2 separate regions of the Mus musculus genome follow, and region 1 is linked to region 2. Evidence: chromatin loops called from intact Hi-C (ENCODE). Cell type or tissue: heart. All regions are shown on one strand. Each heading gives the region's core, and the rest is flanking DNA. Links, peaks and the distances in the headings are about the cores only.

Region 1 (12,550 bases), core at 2,046-10,045, 170 kb after region 2:
CAGCCCTAACCCACAGCTTCCCAGCCCCTGCCGCCCAGGCCTAGTCTGCCATTATCTCTCATCTAGAAGCTGACCAGCTAACAAGCACTGGAAAAGGAGGGAGACTGGAACAGACTAGGGATGAAGGAGACAAAACATTTGTCTCCTGACCATAGCTTTCTGTCCCAAGTCCCAGTGCCAAGATGGCTCAAAGAGGCCTTTGGTAAGGTGCTGGGGAGAGAGTTGAGGGCTGGCCTGGGTGAGAGGGTGCTGGCCTGGAAGCCCGGGCTCTGAGAGTAGAAGGCCCTTAAATGGGAAATCAGCTTTTTGGTATCCTCTCTCAGACCTGACTCTGGACTCCCCCTGCTTAGTCATACTCTGTTTCCTCAGTCTATAAAATCAGGTGTTAGGGGCTGGCTGGCGAGGAGAGCAAGATAACGAATTCCTTGACTTTGGAATCAGAAGGACCCTGAAGGCAAGCTAACCCTGTCCCCGTGTCCATGTCTCTGTAACCCCTCCCACCAGTTCTTCCCACCTTGGAAACAGTGATGCCTAGTGCTCCCCCTATTCTTCCTCCTCCTCTTCTTCCCCCTCCTCCTCCTCCTCCCCACCTGTGGGGAAGTCCTTAGGTGAATTTCTGAGTATGTCTCAAGTTCCTTTCCCTCTTCCACTTTCACAAGCAAGGACAAGACACTGTGCCCTTCCCCATGGCCTTCTTGCCTCTAAGTCTGTTTCTCATAGACTGCTCTCAGACCTGAGGCTACAGAGACAATTCAAAACTGATCGTGTTCTTTGCTTAAACTCTCCAGTAACTTCCCATTTGACTCAGACAAAAATCAAAATCACACTATGCGTGGTGACACACCTGTACTGTAATTCCAGCACTTGGAGGTAGTGGTGGGCCATCTAGGCTAGCCTTCGGTGACACTGTCCTAATAGAAGTGGGGCTCCCTTTGATGAGCAAGGTGATGAACCATGCAAGGTTGCCAAGATTGTGTACCCAGAGGGAGCTGCTGTGAGGACCACCAGGAAAGAGTGGGAGACTGTATCTCTCAGACAGGAATCAATGTTTCAAAAGAAGCCTGCTTGTCTGCCTCAGGGCCTCAGCGTGGCACATTGCTGAGTTAGGTCTGGCTACCACAATGTCCCTTACTGATTCCTGATAGAGAATAGACTCTCTAGTCTCACACAGGTGCCAATCGGCCTGGTTTTCTGGGCATTGGCCCAGACTTCTTGGGGGAGTTTGACCACCCTTGGCAGAAAGTAGTATTATGTGACATCCCCAGGTCCTGGCAAGAAGCCCCGAGACTCTGGGCAAGAATGGATCTATAAGTTCCAGGAAGAGAACTTCTGTGGGAAGCAGCTGTGGTGGCACGTCTGGGCCTCAGGGATCAGCGTGCAGGAAAGGAAGCCCTCTGGGAGCAGAGAGGCTCAGAAGAACATTAGGAACAAGCCATCAGCTCTGTCTCCCTCCCTTATGAAGGAAGACTCGGCAGTCTCTTTAATAGGCAGCCTGGTAAGTCTCCTTTAATAACTTGGTTTTTTACCACATATACTGTGCAAAATGTGCAAACACCAAACTTACTTAAACAAAAGACAGCCCCCCCCTTGTGGTGCCTCCAGGGTTACAGTCTGGGGATGCTTATGCCATGCCATCCAGGTCTTGAACAGCATTGACTTCTAGTCACTTAAAGATTTATTTATTTTGAGCCTTCATGTGGTTGTTGGGAAGTGAATTTTAGGACCTCTGCTCACAAAGATTTATTATTATACATAAGTACACTGTAGCTATCTTCTAACACACCAGAGGAGGGGGGTCAGATCTCATTACGGGTGGTTGTGAGCCACCCTGTGGCTGCTGGGAATTGAACTCAGGACCTCTGGAAGAGCATTCAGTGCTCTTACCCACGGAGCCATCTCAACAACCCGCCCCCCCTTCTTCCCCTCCCCATCCCACCCTCCACCTCCGAGGCAGTGTTTCTCTGTATAACCTCCCTGGCTGTCCTAGAACTCACTCTGTAGACCAGGCTGGCCTTGAACTCAGAAATCCGCCTGCCTCTGTCTCCCAAGTGCTGGGATTAAAGGCATGTGCCACCACTGCCTGGTGACTTCTATTCTCTTAATTAAAGTCTGGGGTCCCTAGGAGATTTAAAAAAAAAAAAAAAAAAAAAAAAAAGGAAAGGAAAGGAAAGGGTGGCAGGCAAGTAGAAACGCCCTTAAGCAAGAATCCCACAGAGGCTTTCTAGGTGTTTGGTTAATTATTCAAATGACCTACCTGGGCTTTTGTCAAAAACAGTCAAACCTTTTATGACTTCCTTACCCGAGGCTCAGGGAATGTTGAAGAAGACATGCACATGACAACAATTATTGAAAAAAGAGGCCATGAATTTCAAAGAGAACAAGAAAGGGTAAATGGGAAATTTGGAGGGAAGAAAGGAAAAGGGAAAAAGTTAAAAAATACTATAATATATATTAAAAAAAAATCCCTTGTATGACCATTCTGAGTCTTGGGAGGGCTTGTAGAACTGACTGCAACACGATGACTAGGCAGTGACTGTGGCCACTGTATCCTGTTATGGGCATCTCATGGAGGGGTTGCCACTGCCTCAGGGTCCGGGATTTTGGATGTCCATGCCTGTTGCTTGAATCCCTCTTCAGTCCTTCAAAGGCTCTCTTGTCTGTGGTTTGTGTAGTTGAGTGCTCTGCAATGTGAACGTGGTAATGAATCATCTGGTCTGATTACAGAACGAATGTTCCTGGGCCCTCTTTAAAGATTCTCAAAAAAAAAAAAAAAAAAAGGGGGGGGCTGGTGAGATGGCTCAGTGGGTAAGAGCACCCGACTGCTCTTCCGAAGGTCCAGCGTTCAAATCCCAGCAACCACATGGTGGCTCACAACCATCCGTAACAAGATCTGACTCCCTCTTCTGGAGTGTCTGAAGACAGCTACAGTGTACTTACATATAATAATAAATAAATCTTTAAAAAAAAAAAAAGATTCTCACCAACGAGTCACAGAGGTTCTGCGTCTTTATTCTGAGAGCATCCCAGTGACTCTGAGCCATTTACCTAGTCCCACCTGTTTTATTTTTGAGACAGAATTTCAAGGCTGGTCTACAACTCTTCATCCTCCTGCCTCAAACTCCACCATGAGGAATCGTTGTACAAGCAACTAGCTTTTAAGTTATTTTCTTTTTAACTTGAGTAATATTATAACAAGCACTGTAGAAACCACAAGGACCACATCTTAGCTATAGCTATGGAAGTAAGATTGTGGAATCAAAAGATGGAAACAGGCTTTTAAGGTTTAGTCATATTAGCATGTCTGTACTACCAAACATAAAATTGTATCACTTAGCCAGGCAGTGGTGGCCCATGCTTTTTATCTCAGCACTTGGGAGGCAGAGGCAGGTGGATTTCTGAGTTCTAGGCCAGCCTGGTCTACAGAATGAGTTTCAGGACAGCCAGGGCTATACAGAGAAATCCTGTCTCAAAACACCCCACCCATTCTCCCCCTCCCAAAAAATTGTTTCACTTAAATGGATTTTGCTTTGCTTTCAAACAGGATCTTGAGCAGTGCAGGGCTGGCTCGAACTCTTGATCCTTCTGTCTCCATGTCTTGACTGCTGGGATTATAGACATATACTACTATGCTTGGCTAGAATTGATATCTGCTTTCTTTTCTTTGAGACAGAGTCTCATGTATTGCTGCCTGTCTTTCTTACTATGTAGCCAAGTCTGGTCTTTAACTCCTGATCACCCTGCTTCTACACACCAAGGACTAAGATAACAGTCACACACCACCACACTGAACCTTAAATTGCTTTTTTCCAGGGGTTGTTTCGTTGACACAATACCTCATTATGGAGACCAAGTTAGTCTCAAACTCATAGAGATCTATATCCCTCTGCCTCCCAAGTGCTGGGATTAAAGATATGCTGCACCAGACTGGCCTTAAATTGATTTTTTTTAACAACATAAAAAGTTAATTAAAACAGGAGAATGAAGAGTTGTAGGCTAGCCTGGGATGTGTAGTGAAACTGAAACAGGAGAATGAAGAGTTGTAGGCTAGCCTGGGATGTGTAGTGAAGAGTTGTAGGCTAGCCTGGGATGTGTAGTGAAACTGAAACAGGAGAATGAAGAGTTGTAGGCTAGCCTGGGATGTGTAGGCTAGCCTGGGATGTGTAGGCTAGCCTGGGATGTGTAGGCTAGCCTGGGGTGTGTAGTGAAACTGTCTCAAAAGCAGACGGTTGGGCATGAAACTGGGAGATGGTTCAGAAACCCTGGTGTCCCAACTTTAATTCTAGCCTCAGAATTGAGAGGCAGGCTCCCCCCAGAACATGCTAGCTAGCAAGATTAGTCATATTGGAAAAGAATAAAATGGAGAAATAATTGAAGATGATCCCCATATCAACATTGTACCTCCAAATGCATCACACACACACTCACACACACCTACACACACACTCACACACACTTGTACAAACACTCACACTCATACCTATACACACACTCACACACATCTATATACACACACACCTATACACATACACACACCTACACACACATACACACACACACACACACTCACGGTGGGGGCAGAAGAGATGTTTAGATTTCAAGATTCACAGTGAGGCTGCTCATTTCTCTATTTGTGTGTGTGAACTCTTGATTCTTATCAAAAAGGATCAGGATTCTGGTTTTGGGTTTTTTTTTTTTTTTTTTTTTTTTTTTTTGTAAGCTTGGGGCAGTTCTTCAGTTATTTTGGGCAGAGAGCTTTATTTGCTCCATGAGTCTCTCCCCATCTGTGGCTTTCACTTCCCTGTTTGCTTTATTGCATTTGGTGGCACAAACGGCTTTTAAGAACAGATTTAGATCCATCCCTCCTGTCTCTGATGTCTGTTGCAGGGATAGTTAGAATGTTTTCTCTGGTCACAGCTGAAAGTTTCCATTTCCATTTCTCTCTGTGTCTTTTTATGACCCATTTGGAGTATACCGTGATGCACGATATGAAAAATATGGGTGGAAGCTGATCCTAAGCTGTGCTGACATCCCACAGTTTTCCCGCAGAGTGGCTCTTTCTTGTAGTGTTCTGTGGATGCTTCTTCACCATCGGCCAAGTCTTTAAATAATGTTTCTGTCTTAACATAGTCTACGCTGGTTCCTAACTTTTCTCTGTTTTTGCATCAAGGCCTCACTGTGTTTTGGTGGCTGGCCTCAAACTCACAACTCCATCTGTCTCTGCCTCCCAAGCGCTGGGATTAAGGTATGTGTCCCTACACGTGACTATCTTTTCTTATTTTTGTCCTGATATGTTTTGAGCTGGTCATGGTGGCACATGCCTGTGATCCGGCACCGACAAGCCTGATGAGGGGGACTATAAATTCCTGCCAAGATGGGTTAAATTGTGAGGCCCTGTCTCAAGCAAACAACAACAACTTTTTAAAAACTTTGCCTGGGCTGGAGAGATGGCTCAGAGGTTAAGAGCACTGACTGTTCTTCCTGAGTTCAAATCCCAACAACCACATGGTGGCTCACAACCATCCATAATGAGATCTGATGCCCTCTTCTGGGGTGTCTGAAGATAGCTACAGTGTATTTATATATAATAAGTAAATAAACCAACCTTAAAAACAAAACAAAACAAAACAAAACTTTGCCCATTCAGATTCCAAATGAATTTTAATAATTATATATGTTATATAATACATCCCATTTTGTCTTTTTCCTCCCCATTTTAGTCTTATTATTCAACTTCACAATCAGAATTAAAGGAGCTGGAGAGGTGACTCAGTAATTTAAAGCAGGGACTACTCTCACACAGGAATACAGTTTGATTCCCAGTACTTATGCCAGGTGGCTCACAACTACCGGCAACTCTTAGATACAGGGAACCCCATGTCTGTGGCCTCAAGGGCACCTGTACTCATGTGCACATGGTCACACATACACATAATTTTTTTAAAAGATTTTTAAAAATCAGAAACACTGTTGGTGGTGGCACAGGATCCCAGCACTCAGGTGGCAGAGGCAAGTGGATCTCTGTGAGTTTGAGGCCAGCCTGGCCTACAGAAATAGTTCTAGACCAACCTGGCCTACAGAGATAGTTCTAGGACAGCCAGGGCTACACACACACACACACACACACACACACACACACACAAAAGTCTGTCTCAAAAACAAAACAAAACAAAAAATCAGAATGAAAATCCATCCCTAGGTCAATCAGGTTTTTCTTTACTCTTTCTATTTAATTTTTTTCTTTGAGTAAATATGTTTTACCCCAAAGCATTTACTCAACCCCAACCACATACTTTATTTTCTGAGTTTCTGTTTTGAACAATCTTGCTCTCTCCCTTTCTGTTCCCTTTCCCCTAGGCCACTCTTATTCTTGTGCTTACTAAAATAAAAGCATTTGACCCAAAAGCCACACAGCTAAAATGATACACTTCCACCCTCCTGACCCAGCAGATGTCATTTCTTGGCATCAGCCAGCAGCTGTCTTTGGATTGCTGAGGACGCTCACAGCTGCCTTTCCCTCTTGACTTTTCCCTCCCTGTAAATGGGCAGACTTATCTTTGCACTATCTTCCTGGATTAAAACATTACTCATCTTTAAAAGACTCAATATTCCAGAAGTGCCGTCCCCACTTAATGTATGAAACAGGAGGAGACAGTGTACTAAGTCGAATGATGTCTCCTCAGCATTCATGCCCTCCAGGATGGGACTGATTTTAAATAAGGCCTTTGCAAGCAGAATCAGTTATAATGAGGTCATACTGGGGTTAGGATGGACCCTACACCCAATGACTGGTGTCTTTATAAAAGAGAAAACACATGGAGAAGCCATGTTGTGAATGAGAGACAAAGTGGAGGAATGTGTCTGCAAAACAAAACATTCCATCATTGCCAACATACCCCAGAAGGTAAGAGACTCGGGACAGGTTCCCTCCCATCTTCAAAGAACCTAGTCCTTTGGACACCCTGAGTTCAGACTTTCGGCTCCTCAAGTGTGAGAGTACACACTACACTCACTTGTGAAGGCAGCTGTATGGATGGCTCCAGTCCATCTTCCTGGGCCTCTCCACTGCTGGCGTTTCATCCTTAGATCCGCTGAGACAGGGGAGGGGTGTTCTTGAAATCCTGCCCAGAGCAGAACATGAGCAGTCCCCCCTCTGGAATGCAAACATCAAGGAAGGACAAATTTTCTCCTGTTTCCTGACCAACTGCAAAATCTGTCTTTGTAGCAGGACTATTTATGGGACATTCTGGTTTCAAGTACCCAAGGCTCTGTCATCAAGGGATTCAGTGGGGCATAATTTAGAAGTTTCTGACCACCAGGCTTTCAGTCTTGGCTCCACCATCTTTTAGAGACCTAATTCTGGACAAGTCGCTAGACATTTTGAAACCCTATCTGTAAATGGAGACAATAATCATTTACTCCCAGCATGTCTTACGGAGTTAGTGCTAGAATCCGTGAGATGATTTATGGAAAAGCATTGTTTAAACTGTGAACCTCTGGGTAGATGTTTCCAATCACTAGTGACTACCCATGAAGCAGAAGGGGCCGGGGGAAGGGTTGAAAGAGCTCATGCTTCTTGCTCTGTATCTTTGTTTTGTGTGTCAGGTTTGTGTGTTTAAGATGTGTTTTTATTATTTTAACTAAGTTTATGGGGTGGTAGGTACACATGACTTCAGGTGACCTCAAAGGCTGGAGAACACATTGGATTGCCTAGAGCTGGAGTTAGAGGGAGTTGTGAACTGCCCAACTTGGGTGCTGGGAACTGAACTCAGGTCCTGTGAAAAAGCTGTTTCAGCCTCACACTCTGGGACCGCCTTTCCAGTCACTAGTCTCTTATGTTTATTTTTTGAGTTCTGAGGATCATGTTCAGGGCTTCCCATGTAATAGAGACAGGCCCTGCTGCTAAACCACACCCTGGCCCATTCCATGTCTTCAGTGAAGTAAAAGGTGGAAAATACTGTTAAAGATTTTTTAAATGAAGAGTGTGTGTGTATATGAGAGTGTGTTTGTGTGTATATGTGTGTGTGAGTATGTATTGTATGTGTGTGTGTGTTTGTGTGTGACCAGTAGAAGCGAAAAGAGGTTGTCAGATACCCTGGAACTGTAGTCCGGGTGTTGTGAGCTGCCTGGTGTGTGTCTCCTGGAAGAATAGCAGGCAAGTGCTCTTACACGCTGTGTCTTCTTTCTAACCCCTGTATCATGCCTGTAATCCTAACTAGCACCAAGGAGGTGGAAGCAGGAGGATCATCCAAGTTTAAGGCAGCTTGGGAGACTTGAAACCCTGTCTTTCAAAAAGTCGTTTTCAAAAACATTTACTGAAGAAGCGAAAGCAAATAAAATTCTCTGCCCTCATTCCAAGTTACAGGTATACTAAATGATAAGACAATACAAAGGGTCTACTGTTGGTTTGCTGGCTTGCAACACCTCTTACACAGGTGTTAGGTATAACCATCGCTGATAGTGTTATTAATGGAAAACTTCGCTTCCGGTTCAGCTTCAGCCTGATGGAGTTTGAAAAAGTTATTTTATCCCTGTGGGTTCTAATGTATATAAAATGAAATGATACATCTTAAACCTTAATATTTCTCCCAATGCTGTAATCCTAGCATCTCTCTGACTCCCATGAGGTCGTTCCACTTGCCATGAAGACCGACATTAAGATTACCAGATGAGGGATGGAGAGTTGGCTCAATGGTTAAAAACAATTATTGTTCTCACTGAGGACCTGAGTTCAATTCCCAGCACCCACATGTCTGCTTACAACTTTCTTGTCACACTAGGCACTCGTGATAAACATCATACATTCAGGCAAAACTTATTTATGTAAAATTATAAGATAAATATATTTTTAAATGTTTTTTGTTGTTGTTGTTTTGTTTTTTAGATCATTATATGAGGAAGCTGGCTGCTCAAAGATCATGAGGTTGCCAGGTCACATCACAGGTGAATGTGGGGTGGTGGTGGTGCAGGAATTCTTCCACAGACACAGAATGACAAATACCCAACACTTAAGGAAGGAAAGGACAGGCCTCGAGCCCAGGGTGGAAAGGCAGGACTGAGCTGAGTAAGCTGGGTCTCTATCCCTGACTTAGTCCAAAGGTGGAAGGAGACCGTGAGGTAGATTAACATGCAGTTCTCTGCAAAGGCAGGGTACATACAGCTTAAAAGCCACGCTGAGGAGGCGGGCTGCTTGAGTTTGTAGGCTTACGCAACAATCATGGCAATAGCACCCTCTAGAGGATGGTTGGAAGATTACATATGTGTAAGCACTAGGAGGCACCTAAGGAGCTCGCGTGGGTGTGTGGTAATTGTCCTCCCAACACAAAGGGAAGGAAACATGGCATGACCTGTGTCCTGTGTATGCATGCATGGCTATATCTTGAGCCTGTAACAGACCACATAATTAGAATGGATGTTTCCCTATAAGGGAGATAAAGGTAATAAAATGTATGGGGGAACTAACAAAAGTATACAAGCTACGCCTTGCCGCACGTGGGGCTCAGTCTTTGGATATAAATCTGCTGATCAAGTGCCAGAACAAATAAATGCTACGTCCTGGCAGAAAGCCTTTGTCCCGTTTCTCTGTTTGAAAACGCCACAACAGACGATAAATTTTAAGTTATTTCTTTTTCCGTTTGCATGTTTGGGCGCCAATGTGTATGGTTTTCATTTGGAGGGTCAAAGTTGATTTTGCACATCATTCTTGATTTCTCTCCTACCTTATTCAATGAAGCAGGGTCTCTCTGCCTAAACCCAGAGCTAACTGGTATGGGTAGTCTCTCCTGCCGTGTTGCTCTAGAGGGTCTTGTCTTCATCTTCTGAGGCGGGATTTAAAATGGGCTACCCTGTTCAAGCAGCTTTAGTCATGAGGATTGGGACTCTGGTCTTCACTTTTGCATGGCCAGTGTTTAATCACTAAGCGTCCCCGTCCCCCCCCCCCCCCCCCCAGCTATCACTGTGTATTTTACTCTGATCTTAAGGAGCAAGGTGCAGTTTGAGTTTGGTGCATTGAGGACACCTTGTGTATGTGGGTAGATAGCTTCTCAAATGTTCTAGAAACAGCAGAGATGCCCCATCTGGGGGAGTGGAGGCCAATACAACATTCCCAAGCTCCTATAAACACCAAGAATACTCCGACTGTGTCTTGGGTTTAGTACAGGAACCCTGAAAAGAAAGGAGGGAGCACAGGAGCGAGGCTTTGGCTCCAGCTTGGATCCCCTGAATCTGCTGCGGAGAGAAAGCACTTCTGCCACAGCCTCCTCCACCTTACCTGCCAATGACCATTTCAACGACGCGAGGTTTGGTTGCCCTCTAGTGGCCACTCTGATGATGAAACTCACTTAAAACTGGCAGCAACGTGGTGTAGTACTTGCCCCTCCCCTTTGTTTCTCCTCTCCCCTCTTCTCCCCTCCCCTCTCTTCCCTTCCCCCTCTTTCCTGTCCTCTCCTCTCCTCTCTTCTTCCCTCCCTTCCCTCTCCTCTCTCCTTTCTTCTCTCCCTTCCCCTGATCTTTTTTTTTTTTTCTTTCCATTTTTTCTTTCTCCTCTCTCTGGCCCCATCCTTAACTTAATTTACTTATTATTGTAACTTTTACCATAGTTAATTTTTAGCTTCATACTTTACATTTTTGCCATTTTCCGCCTATGGTCATTCGTGGTAATAAACTTTGAGTGTATTTCTTTAAAAAAAAAATAGCACACCTTTAATCCCAGCACTTGGGAGGCAGAGGCAGGTGGATTTCTGAGTTCGAGGCCAGCCTGGTCTACAGAGTGAGTTCCAGGACAGCCAGGGCTACACAGAGAAACCTTGTCTCAGAAAAAAAAAAGAGAGAGAGAGAGAGCTGGGAGTGGTATAATATATATTTAATCCCAGCATTTAGGAGGAAGGGGCAGGAAGATCTCTGTCAATTTAAAGCCAGTCTGGTCAACATAGCAAGTTCCAGGCCAGCCAGGGCTACATGATATATAAATAAATAAATCTTAAAAAAAAAATCTAAGTGTGGTGGCATGTGCCCTCAATCCCAGCACTCGGGAGGCAGAGACAGAGGGATTTTTTGAGCTGGGGCCAGCCTGGTCTACAAAGCAAATTCCAGGACAACCAGCTTTACACAGAGAAGCCTGTCTCAAAAAGCCACCAACAAAAAAGGTTGTAGAGGGGACACAGTAAGAATGTCAATGTATGGGAAAGCCACCATATGGATGAGAAACTAGCAAGGAGACTGAGATTTTTTTTTTTTTTTTCTGAGACAGGATTTCTCTGTATAGCCCTGGCTGTCCTGGAACTCACTCTGTAGACCAGGCTGGTCTTGAACTCAGAAATCTGCCTGCCTCTGCCTCCCTAGTGCTGGGATTAAAGGCGTTCGCTACCGCGCCCGGCTGAGACTGAGATTTTTGAAGAAAAAAAAATCAATCTGAAATTCTGGAGATGAAAAACTCAGTGAAGGGCCAGTGAAATGGCTCTGTGGGTAAAGGCAGTAGCTGCCAGGCCCGATGACCTGGGTCTGATCCACGGCACCCACAGGACAGAAGGAGAGGACTGGTTCCTGCAAGCTCCCTTCTCACCTTCTGAACTCAAGACACACAGGTTTGCCGTGCCCTGTGTCCTCGCCACCAGAAAATAAATCAGTTAATGCAATTTTTAAACTTAAAAAAAAAAAAGCTGAATAAAGCAAACAAAAAGTACAGTGGGAAATACTCACCCTGAAGGCTCACCCTGCAGAGAGGCAGGAAAACTGCCAAAAGTTTGAGGCTACCTTGTTCTACACAGTAAGTTCTGTGCCAGCCCAGTCTCCATTGTGATACCCTGTCTTAAGAAAACAAACAATAGTAGCAAGGGAAACAATGGAAAGCGACACCAAAAGAGTAAGTCAAGCAGAAGAGGGAACACCCAGGACAGAGGGCAAGGTTGAGGGAATGATATATAGTTCTGCCTGCATTCACACCTGCATGCCAAATGGGGGCACCAGATCTAGAGGATCTGACACCCTCTTCTGCCCTCCATGGGCATCAGGCATTCAAGCAGTACAGAGATATACAAGCAGGCAAACACTCATCTGTAAAATAAGGCAGGCAGAACTCTACAAGTTCAAGGCCAGCCTGGTCTACACATCAAGTTCCCCTCCAGCCAGTCAGGCCTGCATAGTGAGATTCCATCTCAAAAAAAAAATTTTTTTTTTATTCATTATATGAGTATGTGTATATCTCTGTGTGGGTTTGTGCTGCTGAGTGCAGTGCCCATGGAGGCCAGAAGAGGGCGTCAGATCCTTGGGTCTGGAGTTAAAGATGGCTGTGGTTGATGTAGCACAAGGAACAGAATTCAGGTCTTCTGCAAGAGTGTATGCTCTTAACCACTGAGTCATCTCTCCAGCCCTTGGTAACCCTAACAACTAAAATAGTAATAATGGCATTATTTTAAAACCTATATTTTCACCTGGGTAGTAGTGGCCCACGCCGTTATTCTCAGCATTCAAAAGTCGGAGGTAGGTGGATCTCTTGAGTTTGAGGCCAGCCTGGTCTACGGAGTGAGTTCCAGGGCAGCCAGGACTACACAGAGAA
Region 2 (12,550 bases), core at 2,175-10,174:
CTTTTGTCTGTTTGGGCTTTTATTTTTTGAGACAGTCTCACTACATAGTTCAGACTGGCCTTGAACTCATGATCCTGACAGCCTCCATCTCCCTAGTGCTGGGATTTCAGGTGGGAGCCACCAAGCCTGGCGAGGTTCTTTTTTTTTTTTAAATAAACTCTCCCATAACTTTGGTTTATGAGGTTTAAAAGCTTGTAGTTAGGGCTGGAGCTGTAGATAACTCACTTCGCATGCACAAATCCCTGAGTTCAACTCCCAGCACCACAAAAGCAACCTACCAACCAAAACCACAAAGAGACCAAAAGCAAACCTAGCACTTTGGTGTATAAAAGTTAAAAACATCATATATTACAAGGAGAGAGAATCCTTCCACACAAAAGCCAGATGATGTTCCTTGAATTAAAACTATCAAGTGTCACTATTGTAGAAGGCCACAAGGTGGGGTTGTGACTCCATGGAAAAGAGCTCTACCTTCTGTACTTGGTTTTTCCTCTTCTCACCCCTGGCCATCTTCGATACCAAGTGTGTGGTATATTTGTTTGTGTATATGTAAGTGTGTTTGTAGGTAAGCAGGCATGTGTGCATGTGTGTGTGTAGAATCCCCATGTTAATGTTAAGTGCTTTTGTCAATTGCTTTCCATCTAATATATTGACAAAGGACCTCCCACTTGGGCCTGGAGCTCACCAATGTGAATATGTAGGTAGCTAGTTTGCTCTAGAGATTCCTGGCCTCTGGCCTTCTGGAATTATAGGTGGACCCTCAAGCCCACCCAGCAAGCGGTGGATCTGGATTCTGGTCCTCATGCTTTTGCTCAGGCTGAGCCATCTCTCTGACATCCACTGTTTTCATTTGTTTGTTTTGTGTGAGGCAGGGTCTCACTGTGTGGTCCTCGCTGTCCTGGAAGTCAATGTGTAAACAAGGATGTCCTCGAACCCACAGAGATCTGTCTGCCTTTGCTTCCTGAGTGGGATATTGCTACGATAGGCTTGAGCATGCTTTTGTTTGGAGGAATGTGGATTTTGGAAAGCAGTGTAATGCTTTAAGTGGAGCTTAATGGGCCATACTGTTAGAAGCATGGAGGGCAGCGGTGCTGAGGGTGATTTTAACTGTGGGAGCCTGGCTCAAGAGGTTTCAGAGGTAAAAAATTTTAGTATGTGGCCTAGAGGCTGTTCTTGTGATAATTTGGTGAAAATGGAGTTGCTTTTTGCCCTTGTCTGGAGAGTCTGCCTGAGGCAAAAGAGATCTAGATTAATTGTATTGACAAAGGAAATCTCAAAACACCATACCATAGACTCTGTCCTGTAGTTCGCTCTTATAAAGAGCCTTTTGATCAGATGTAGCAAACTAAGAAAGGAAAGGTACAAAATGTGTGGTTCAAAGATTAAAGGGGCACCAGGACGTAGAATGAAGCTAAATCCTGTGTTCAAAGATATTAAATGTTATTAAGGGAGTGCAAGGTCCCACCCAGCTAGACTTACTGTTTAAACTTACAGTTGAACGAAGGATAGTTATATCATGTTAGGAGTTATTATGACCTGGTTGGTTATTGCTTTCATTTGGACATAAGGAGATATAATTGTGTGTCAAATTCACAAGGGATAGATTGTGATGGCTATTCTCAGTTGTCAACTTGACTATATCTGGAATGGAGGGCACACCTGGGATCCAGATCTTGAGGCTAGAAGACACAGACTTTGATCTGGATCTTGAGGCATAGTAGCCATGCTTATAAAGATCTTGTAAAAAGGAATTAAAGAAAAGCTTACGTCCAGGTGTGGTGGTGCATGCCTTTAATCCTAGCACTCAGAAGACAGAGGAGGGCAGATCTCTTGAGTTCAAGGTCAGTCCACAGAGCAAGTTTAAGGACAGTCAAGCTTAGGCAATGAAAGAAACCATGGAAAACAGAAAGCTGGTGAAGATGTAATTGAACCAAGGGGCCAAGTTCCAGTCCCAGCAAGCAGCAGAACTTGACAGCTTCTGTCATGTGGCTTTGGCTTTAGAGTCAAGAATAGAAGGAGTTACTGGGACAACTGATGCTGGCTAGCTGAAACTTAAAAATTAGCAGTGATTAAATAGAGACCAGAATCATTGAGGTGAAATCTTCTGAAAAGTGTTTTCTGAGAGCACAAAGAAGCTGTGTTCCAGAGATAGCCAAGGTTGTACTTTGTGCTGGTAGCTGGACTTGATAATGTGTAAGAATCACCTAGTTGTGGGGCTGGAGAGATGGCTCAGCAGTTAAGGGCACTGACTGTTCTGCCAGTGGTCCTGAGTTCAATTCCCAGCAACCACATAGTGGCTCACAACCATCTGTAATGGGAACTGATGCATTTTTCTAATCTGTGTCTGAAGACCACTACTATGAACTCATACAAATATAAGATAAATAAATCTTTGTTGTGTCCGGCCAGCGGTTCACATGTCTGGGTTCTGTTCTGGGAAGGCATTTTGGAATCTGGAAGAGAAGAGGGAGCTAGGCACCTCGAGAGAAATATGAAACCAAGACAGTCATTCTGATCAAGGTTCAATTTTAATGTCAGCAAACACGCTTTATAAAGAAGAGGGGAGGCCCATCTAGCCATGCAAAGTTTCTTTGAAGTAGATAGGTCAGCCTTTTAGTGGGAACTCAGAAGATTTCGGTGCTAACTCAGGAAAATCTTGGAAGAGAACCGGTTCAGCCTCAGGCAGGTTGGGCCTCAGGCAGGTAGTGGCACATCAAAGGAGCAGCACAGCAGGTGGCTCTGTTTAAGCAGCTGATGGTCACAGCCAGCCTTACTAGACTGGAAGGAGGTAACACTCTTTAAAAAAAGATCTCTCATTTTGAAGGCATAAGGGGATCATGGACTGGCTGAGGCTTGGCACTGTGAATGGCCAGAAAGGCCATTGTTGAAGGTACAGTCTCAGGGGCAGGTCAAGGACCAAAGAGGTCATGCAAAGAAGTTGAGGCTTGGCACCATGAAGAGAGCCTTTGAGAGGCTATTGATGAAAGTGCAGCCTAGTTAAAGCATAAGACCCCAAAGTATTGGAGATGCCAGTACTATGAGATGACCATCAAGAACAGCAGCAGCAGTGTAGTGCAGTCATCCAGAGCCTAGAGTGCTACAGAGGACAGAGCTGGAGACATGACTCAAGCATTTTGGAGGAGCCCAGAAGATCATGTGTAGATCCCGGACACTGGAACAAGAAACTAAGGAGTTGAAGTTGCCTTGGAGACCCCAGCATGATAGAGATGCCAGAGCCGTGGAATACCTGCTGAGGAAAGCTGCTAATAGGGAATGGGACCAACCCAAGAGAAAGAATTGTGTTGCAGTCAACAAAGCTGAAAGGACCTGGATACCAGACATAGAGATACAGAGTTTGGAGTTTGCCAAGCTGGGTTTTGGTCTTGCTTTGGTCTAATATTTCCTCACTATGACATTTTGGAATGGTACTGTATAACCTGTGATGTTGGAAGTATGTGATCTTCATTTTGATTTTGATTTTATAGGGGATTACATTTAGGAGATTGCATGAATCTCAGAAAAGACTTTGAACTTTGGATTTTTAAACATTGTTGAGACTGTGATAGACTGTGGGGAGTTTTTAATGGCTACAAGCCTATGGAGTCTGGGGGTGGAGTGTGGTGGTTTGAATAGGTTTGGCCCCCATAGATTCATGTGTTTCAATGTTTGGCAATAGGGTGTGGCTCTATTAGGAGGTGTGGCCTTGTTGGAGGAAGTGTGTATCCCTGTGTAGGTGGGCTTTGAGGTCTTTTAAGCTGAAGCTCTGCCCAGTGTGGAAACAGAGCCTCCTCCTGCAGAATACAGTCTCCTCATGGTTGTCTTTGGATCAAGAGCTAGAACTCTCTGCTCCTCCAACACCATGTCTGTCTGCATGCTGCCATGCTTCCCTCCATGATGATGATCCTCTGAAACTGTAAGTCAGCCCCAACTAAATCTTTGCCTTTTTAAGAGTTGCGTTGGCCGGGCGTGGTGGCGCACGCCTTTAATCCCAGCACTCGGGAGGCAGAGGCAGGCGGATTTCTGAGTTCGAGGCCAGCCTGGTCTACAAAGTGAGTTCCAGGACAGCCAGGGCTATACAGAGAAACCCTGTCTCGAAAAATGCAAAAAAATGAAAAAAAAAAAAAAAAAGAGTTGCGTTGGTCATATTGTCCCTTCACAGCAATGAAACCCTTGGACAGACCCTGTTCCCAAAATAAATAAATAAATAAATAAATAAATAAATAAATAAATAAATAGACTGGAGACATGGCTCAACAGTTAAGAGCGCTGACTGCTCTTCAAGAGGTCCTTAGCTCAATTCCCAGCAATCACATGGTGGCTCACAACCATTTATTGTGGGATCTGATACCCTCTTCTGGCGTGCAGGTGTACATGCAGACAGAGCACTCATACATTAAATAAATAAATTAACAATAAAAATAACAAAAAGCCAAACCAACCAACCAACAACAACAAATTCACACTCAAAACAAATCACAATAGCCGAATATATGGTGCTTTATAAACAAATATTTTGAGTGGAAGTAGCTTGATACTGCTCCAGAAGAAAAGTCTTTCTGTCTCCCATTTCTCACCCCACTTCTCTCTAAACCAAGTAACAGAAGTCAGGATTTCTTGTCCTTGAGCCAGTTTGTAGAAACCAGTTCCTCTTCTCCAAAGCCATTGACAGTCCTTATGTGGCAGGCGTTCTGCAATCTACACAGTGGGAAAGAATGCCATACACAGGTCTTTCTGAGTCTTCCCCATCATATTCTTTTATACAATCAATCACCTTTCTGTGTGGCTGCTTATTCTTCACTGAGCCTAAATATAAGCTCCTTGGGTCTTTGTGTCTTCATTTCTAAAGCTCTCATATCATGTAAAATGTTAAACTAATAATTCTGATGTTTTTGTTTATTAGCCTACTTTTAGTGATAGGTGTGTTGGCCATGACCTTTGTGACTGGTAACTGAAAAGACATTACACCCTGTCACCCCTGCAGACTGCCTAGGGATTCTGGGCCTGAGAAGTCGACAGAATGGTTCACTCCACGATTTTGCTTTTTCCTTGTGTATCTTAAACCAGATGCAAGAGAAAGAGCCGTGTGGTGAGGCTGGTATGTGCACACACACAAAATGCACGAAGGAAAACCTGCTTCCTCCTGCCAAAGGGCAAACAAAGGAGTGGCCTAGGAAGAGAGAAGACTTCAGACAATTAACTACTCCTGCCAAGTACCACAGGAAACGTTGCTCGCTCTTTTAGCTCTGTCAGCAAAGGCTGAGTGAGAAACCCAAACTTCACCTTCACCAGGGCTAAAGTTTGCCCCACCCAGCCACTAGGGGGCAGCAAGGACTTTCATACCCCAGAGGAGAACAGGAAGGTTGCCTGGACTTGCACCCCAGCCAAGTACAAACACCACCTTCCCAGCCAGGCATTAGTACAGGCCAAGTGAGGAGGTTGGACTTCTTTCTACCTCTACCTGGTGTTGATAGGGACCTGTTTCCTTGATATAGTAGTGGCAGAAGAGTTCTGACGTCAAAGATTTAAATAAGGCCTAAGCTTTCTTAATCCTATATTCCCAGGTTTGAATTGGAAGCCTCTCATTATACTAAGAGACAGGAAAACAAAACAAAACAGACAACAACACCAAAACAAAACACCAGCATGCTTAAGGGTCTAGGTTCAATCTCTGCCACAAGTGTACATGCCTGTACACACATATGTATGCACACATGTACATACACACATGCCCCTCTAAGACCCAGAAAAAAATCTCAATTTAAATGAAGTAGACAATTAACAAAACCAACAGTGAGATGAAATAGATGTTAGACTTTTCTTACTGAGGTGGTTTGAATGAGAATGTCCCCTGCCCCCCATAGTCTTATATGTTCGAACACTTGGTCTCTAGTAGGTGGAACTATTTGGGAAGGATTAGGGGGCGTGTGGCTTTGTTGGAGAAGATGTATCATTAGGGGCTGGCTTTGAAGTTTCAGTAGCCCACACCATTCCAGTTGGTACTCTCTCTCCCTTGTTTAGAGATCAGATGTAAGCTCTCAATCAACAGTGCTATGCCTGCCACCATGCTCCCTTCCATGATGGTCATGAACTTTAACCCTCTGGAACTGTGAGCCCCAATTAAATGCTTTCTTTTATAACATGCCTTGCTCATGGTATTTTGTCACAACAATAGAAAAGTAACTAAGACACATATATCTTAAAATGCATAATTGAAGTGACTAAGACAATAGTCCCGATCTTGTCCTGATCTTACCCTAACTCCATTTAATGTTTGCTCCCTAAACCTGTGAACAGTCATGTCGGCCTTGGTGTCACATTTATGACCTACCATGACCCTGACCATGGTTCAAATGCTTAATCTGAATATATAGCCCAAGCAATTGTTACAGTTCTGTGACCTACACTTGATGCCATCATGAGGTTTACCTTTAAAAGGCTATATACCACCATAGCTTCGGGGCCAAGAGTTTTTTTGAGGCTGGTCATAGTCACTGGCCAGTAAGGACTCTTAATTGGGACTTATATACATGATATCCTGTAACTTTCTCACATGGACCATTTACACACCCCCAGCATTTCAGAAAAAGCTGAGGCTGAAGGATCACAAGTTGGAGGCAGGTTGGCTATAGCGTGAAACCTTCTTTCAAAATACACCTCTGCCAAAATCAAACAGAATAAAAGCTATAAGACAGCATTCCTTTATAAAACTATTTATTTATCTGTGTATTTATTAGGCGTGCCATGGCTAGTGAGCATGTGGCAATCAGAGGGCAACTTGTGGCAGTTGGTTCTCTCTTTCCATCATGTGGATCCCATGACTCGAACTGAAGTCGTCAGCCTCGGAGGCTGGTTGCTTTCCCTGCAGGGCCCCTGGGAGGCTCATAACACAGTAGTCTTAGAACTACGAAATCCAAGTGTAAGCAAATCCTAAAGCAAGAGCTCCACAGAAAAGCTTTGAAGAGCCCAGCCTGAGCCTGTGGAGTCCTCAGTGGGATTATTCAATTACATTTGTTTCTCCATTATTCATATTTATAGTGACTCAAGTTCTAAGAATAAATTCAAAACAGTGGAAATAATTACATCATCAGAAGTATGATTGTCTGTGCACTGCCACAGTAGTGCTCCATCCATGCAAATATATGGTTGGCAAACAGCATCTATTAGTGGCTCCCCCAGTTACCTTTCCCTAGTGATAAGTACTTGAAGAACCAGCCTGCTTCCATATTAGGCTTGAAAGTCATCTTACAGTGAAGACAATCTAGGTTCATTCTTGTTTATGAGTAAACCTGTTTTTCAAGGATTGAGCTATGCCCCACCTGTGACCTTAACTACAAATGGTTCTGTACTGCTTGTTCCAAGAATGCAATCACGTCTTTGTTTCAAAAAGTTGTTTATAGTCATCTTGCAACCTGACCTTTGCTTCAAAGGGTTATATAGCTACCTTGTTAGGCCCATCTTTGCAACCTTGTGTCTCTGTTCCAGAGGGACTTACTTGCTATGCTTGTGTGCTGCTCCTATAACTATATTTTGACAGACAAACCCCTCATTTGGAAACCTTCCTATCCCTGAGCTATAAAAGCCTGCCTTCACATCCAAAGCTGAACCCCATCTCAGGAGGAGGCAGCCCGTGTATGTGAATTTTTAAAGCTTGCTTTAATTAATTTGGTCATGATGATTTGGGTGGCGGTCTTTCTCCTCTCGTTTTTTTTTTTTTTTTGGATTAATATACTCTTTAGCAGCTGAGCCATCTGCCCAACTCAAAGCCTACCTTCTCTTCCCATGCATCCTAGCCTTGCTAGTTTTTTGATTCCTGTGACTGAAACCCATTCCAGCCTCCAACTTTGTTTTTTCCTGGTCCTTCTTTCTGGAGACTACCCCCACCTCCACCCCAACTCCCCACAGAACAGTGTGGCCCTTGTAGGTTTAATGGCGAAGACCTTTAAGACCTTTACTTAAAGCTGCCCAGACCTTCTACTAGTCTGAACATTTTTGTCAATAACACTACTTAAGTTACGTCTATTTTTTTTTTTTTTTCCTACTAGGAAAGAAGCTATGTAGAGACAGAAATCTTCAGTACCTAAAATCCCTTCGCAGGGAAATGAATGAATGAATGAATGAATGGTTACACCTGCAGACCATTTTGGGGGAGTCTTTCTGGCGTAACAATATAAATGAGTCAGTCAAATGAACAGAGATCTTAATCTGCCCAAAACTGGTGCCGCGGTTCTGGGGAGTTTGGGCTAAGGATAAACTGGGAGAACTTGCTGCAAGTCCCAGCCCTGCTCTCAGTGAGCGACTACGGCTGCGCGGACAGGCAGGGCTCAGCCGCTTCCGGGATGGTCGGGAGCCAACGAGACTTCGAGCCTCCGGGTGGGCTAGAGCGGCGCGACATTCAGGTGTGTGCGGCCATGGAGGACGAGAAGAGCTTCTCCGATATCTGCGGCGGCCGCCTAGCCCTGCGGTGCCGCTACTACTCACCGTACTGCCGCGAGTTCGGCCTCAGCTCGGCTCGGCTGTCGCTGTGCTCGCTCACCGCGGTCACCTGCGCGGTGTGGCTGGCGGCCTACGGGCTCTTCACCCTGTGCGAGGTAAAGGCGGGCGCTCGGCCGGCGCAGGCAGCTTGGAGAGGTCTCGGGGCTGACCCGTGGGTCCGGGAGGGTGGGGACTCCCTGGATCAGGGTCGCCGTTCCACGGCAGGACTGCCCTCCCTCCCCGAGAAGTTTGTGCTTCTGGACGTTCTACCACAGTGGACCTACTTGCCCTGCTCATTCATGGAACATAACCTCCTCAGAGAACTCAGTGCATCCTCCCGCATCACTTACTGGGTACCAAAGCCAACGGATAGCAGGCGTGCGACAGAATTACAGAAAAGTTTTTGCCTCCACAACTGTGCAGTACAGAATCTCCACCTAATATCTGTTTCTCAAGGCCAGGTCAACTACCATCCCCTCTCCCAACCCTTCCCCAGTTTAAGTGCATTTTCTAAAGTGTTGCCAGGTCTAAGACACGAGGGTTTTCTATGCTCAGTTTTCAGACTTTCTAATCTTTTTTCCCCCCGAGCCTCATTTTTAACATCTCTAAGTTGAAATTAATGGTTCAAAATATTGCGAAGGTCAACTGCTATTATTTTGTGACAGTTCCCAAGCAAAAAGAGTCATCCGATTGGCCTTTGTTCAGGATGTTCTGTTCTGTTTTAACTCCCTGTATAGCCCTAAAATGAATATATTATTCCAGGAGTGATCTTAATAGAGCCAGTACACCAGAACTGTTTATTTCTGCAATTTTCATATTGTTTGTATTAAAACATCCCTTAGCTTTTTTCTATTCTTTTGCTATTATTATTATTCTTACTTTGTCTGGACTGGAAGGCTCTATGTGGAGCCTGCCTCTGCCTCCCTAGGGTTAGGATCAAAGGTGTGTGTCATCATACCTGGTTCAATCACATTTATGCTATCAAAGTGTGTGGCAGAGCATCATAATTTGCACAGATTTTCATAGATGAAGTTAAGTCCCCTCACTGAGGGTCTGGGGAATGAATGGCTCATCAGATGACTGCAGCGACTGCCAAACCTGACCACCTAATGCCAAACCTGACCACCTAATGCCAAACCTGACCACCTAAGCCGAATCCCCAGAACCCACATGATGGGAGGGAAGAATGGATTCAAAAAAATTGTCCTCTGACCTCTGCACAATAAATAAATATAAATAGTAGGGGCTGGTGTGGTGGTGCACACCTTTAATCCCAGCACTAGGGAAACAGAGGAAGGAACATCTCTGAATTCAAGGCCAGCCTGGCTACATCAGTCTACATTACCAGCTCCAGAACAAACCAAGGCTACACAGTGAAACCCTGCCTCAAACACAACACAAATAGTATTTTTTAAAAGACTCCTAATCTTTACCAATTTATATTTAAAAGTGTCTTCACAGGTCAGTTGAAGTTATTAAACTGACCTAGTCCTTCCCCAAAATTTTTAATATAATTGGATTTTTATTCTTTTTTGGGGGGATGGGGAGTGTTGGGGTCTTACCATGTAGCCTTGGCTGTTCTTGAACTCACTGTATAAACCAGGCTGGCCTGTAACTCAGAGATTCACCTGTCACTGCCTCACAAGTGCTGTTGTTAAAGGGATACATCACCATGCCCAGTTGAATGTTAATGCCAGCCTATGTTCCTGATACCCGTGCAGTTATCTGCTGAATTTCTTATTTCAACCCCCCGGGGGGGTTCATAAAGAGTAATACTTTAATAACCTTGACATTGATAAAGTGACAAAGCTGGGCTTCCAAACTGGAGCTGCCTGACTTTGAAATCCCTTTCCATTGTACTTTGGCCTCGCAGATCTCAGGCAGTTGCAATTGTTACTGGTTGGTTTGTTCAGAGATACAGGGTCTTGCTATGTAGTTTAGGCTGTCCACACACTCTGCTTCGTCCTGGTTCAGCCCCTGTGAAGGCCTGGGCTGACAGGTGAGTGAACCACACCCAGCTCAGAGCTGTTCTGTCAGTTCCCTACTGCACTCATCTCTCTGGCATGGACACCCAAATGTCCCCCAAATGCACAAGTAATTGTGCTCTCTTCCATTACTTCAAGACTTCCCGAGGCCTCTGTGTGCAAGAGTTCAGATCTCTGCTCCTATTCAAACTCATTCATGGAAAGAACTCTCAAAGGACTCCTTCAGATGTGTGGCTCAACCCTGACTCAGATGAGCGGTGTGCATCCTTAGAATTTTGGCCAGGAAAATGGACTTTGAGGCAGATTATCTTAACAGAGGCTGAGTGGGTAACATTCCCTAAGCATTCATTGTTCTTCAGCCTGTCATCCCCTGCTTTTGATCGGTTTAGTTAACATCACTCCAATCTGCAGTGCAGTACCCTTTCAGCAGAGTGCACCTGTCAGCATGCACTACTTCTCTGCACCACCTGGGTCCTGAGGCCTTGGAAGTCTTTATGGAACAGCTGTGTGCATTGATCTATCTCTCTGTCTCCCTCTCTTCTTTTTCCCTCTCCATCATTTTTTCCTTCCTTCCCCCCTTCCTCTTCTCTTTCTCCTCCCTCTGACACTTTAAAGTCAGTAACACAGTATTCTAGACTTTTGTTTTTTAATCATTCTTGCAACCTGTAGAGGGCTGAGTTTTACCTTGGCTTTCTTCCACGGTGCTTATTTAGTTTGCACTGCTTGCAAGACACCACCCTGCACCTGAAGTTAATTAGCAGAAAGTAGCTGTTTCTGGGTCATCAGAGGCCCTGTTCTCACTCCTGCTTACCAGCCAGAAATAATCATCTGAACGGAAGTCATCAAGCTCTTTCTTTAAAAGGCCAAATTAATATTTTAGGCTTTGTGGATCCCTGTCCCATATTCTTTTGTCCTTTTATTTAAAATTTATGTGTATGGGTGTGTTGCGTATATGTCTGTACATGACATACATGCCTTGTGCTCAAGGAGGTGAGAAGAGGGTGTCAGGTCCCCTGGAACTGGAGTTATAGACAGTTGTGAACTTCCACATGGGTGTTAGAATATGAACTCAGGTCTTCTTGAAGAACAGCCAGTGCTCTTAACGGAAGAGCCATCTCTCCAGCCTGCTTTTTGTTATTTGTTGTTTGTTTAGAGACAGGGTCTCACTGTGTGTGTAGCCTTGTCTGGCCTGGAGCTCGGTGTGTGTAGTCCTGATCCACCTGCCTCTGCCTCCTGGGAGCTTGGATTACCATGAGCCACTGCATCTGCTTCTTTTTGTTCTTCCATCAACCTTGTAAAAAATGTTAAGAGCCATTCTTCGCTCAGAGTTGGCAAGCAGAAGTGTGTGGCTGAACTCGTTTGTTAAAATTCTTGGTTTTTGTTGTTTTGCTTTGGTGTTTGTTTGTTTTTAAAGATTTATATATTTAATGTATATGAGCACACTGTAGCTCATATACACACCAGAAGAGGGCATCAGATCCCATTACAGAGGGTTGTGAGCCACCCTGTGGTTGCTGGGAATTGAACTCAGGACCTCTGGAAGAGGAGTCAGTGCTATTTCCCCTTCATCTAGGTTCCCTCATCTGTTCACCTCACAGCATAGCCACCAGAGCAGAGGCCTTTTCCTCATTGTCCAGTTCACTTGCTGAATAGCATAGGCGTGTGCAGAGGGGCATTTGGTGATCTTACTGCCTGCGTCTGGCTCTCTCTTCAGAATAGCATGGTCCTCTCTGCCACCATCTTCATCACCATCTTAGGCCTGCTTGGTTACCTCCATTTTGTGAAGATTGACCAGGAGACTCTACTAATCATCGACTCACTTGGCATCCAGATGACTTCATCTTATGCATCGGGCAAAGAAAGTACCACCTTCATAGAGATGGACAAGGTCAAGGACATTATCATTAACGAGGCTATCTACATGGTAAGTGTCTAGGTGGTACTTCTGGGCCCTGCAGAGGAGGCAGTCAGCCCATGGGGTGTGCTGGGACCTAAACTGCATCCAAATACAGCATTCATTGTCACAGAACTAAATTTAAGGTGCCTCTGTTCCAATACAAGTAGTTTTTTGACTGGCATGCCTGTGAACTGTA

Evidence for each region. A loop is a pair of places that touch in the nucleus more often than their neighbours do. Peaks named below come from ENCODE experiments on the same cell type or tissue, not always from the same donor. Only the 100,000 strongest peaks of a DNase experiment are listed, where the experiment ranks them.
Region 1: a loop joins it to region 2, with 6 times the contacts of the local background. A loop is called at or near these places in 41 of 42 quality-filtered maps.

The regions. Positions count from the first base shown.
Region 1 is chr12:78,916,180-78,928,729 of GRCm38, reverse strand. Gm46359 (a long non-coding RNA gene) reads right to left here and starts at 12,207. Exons shown (of 3, transcript XR_001780635.2): 1 at 11,695-12,207; 2 at 7,011-7,150. In heart, for the core only: CTCF peaks have their summits at 5,554 (motif pointing left) and 9,244 (motif pointing left); DNase peaks (open chromatin) are centred at 6,463 and 9,159; H3K4me3 peaks cover 82 bases.
Region 2 is chr12:79,085,478-79,098,027 of GRCm38, reverse strand. Pigh (phosphatidylinositol glycan anchor biosynthesis, class H) reads left to right here and starts at 8,358. Exons shown (of 4, transcript NM_029988.2): 1 at 8,358-8,588; 2 at 12,172-12,381. The coding sequence starts at 8,409. 9230116L04Rik (RIKEN cDNA 9230116L04 gene) reads left to right here. Exons shown (of 3, transcript NR_110486.1): 3 at 8,043-9,323. In heart, for the core only: CTCF peaks have their summits at 5,305 (motif pointing right) and 8,417; DNase peaks (open chromatin) are centred at 5,307 and 8,337; H3K4me3 peaks cover 1,297 bases; H3K27ac peaks cover 1,012 bases.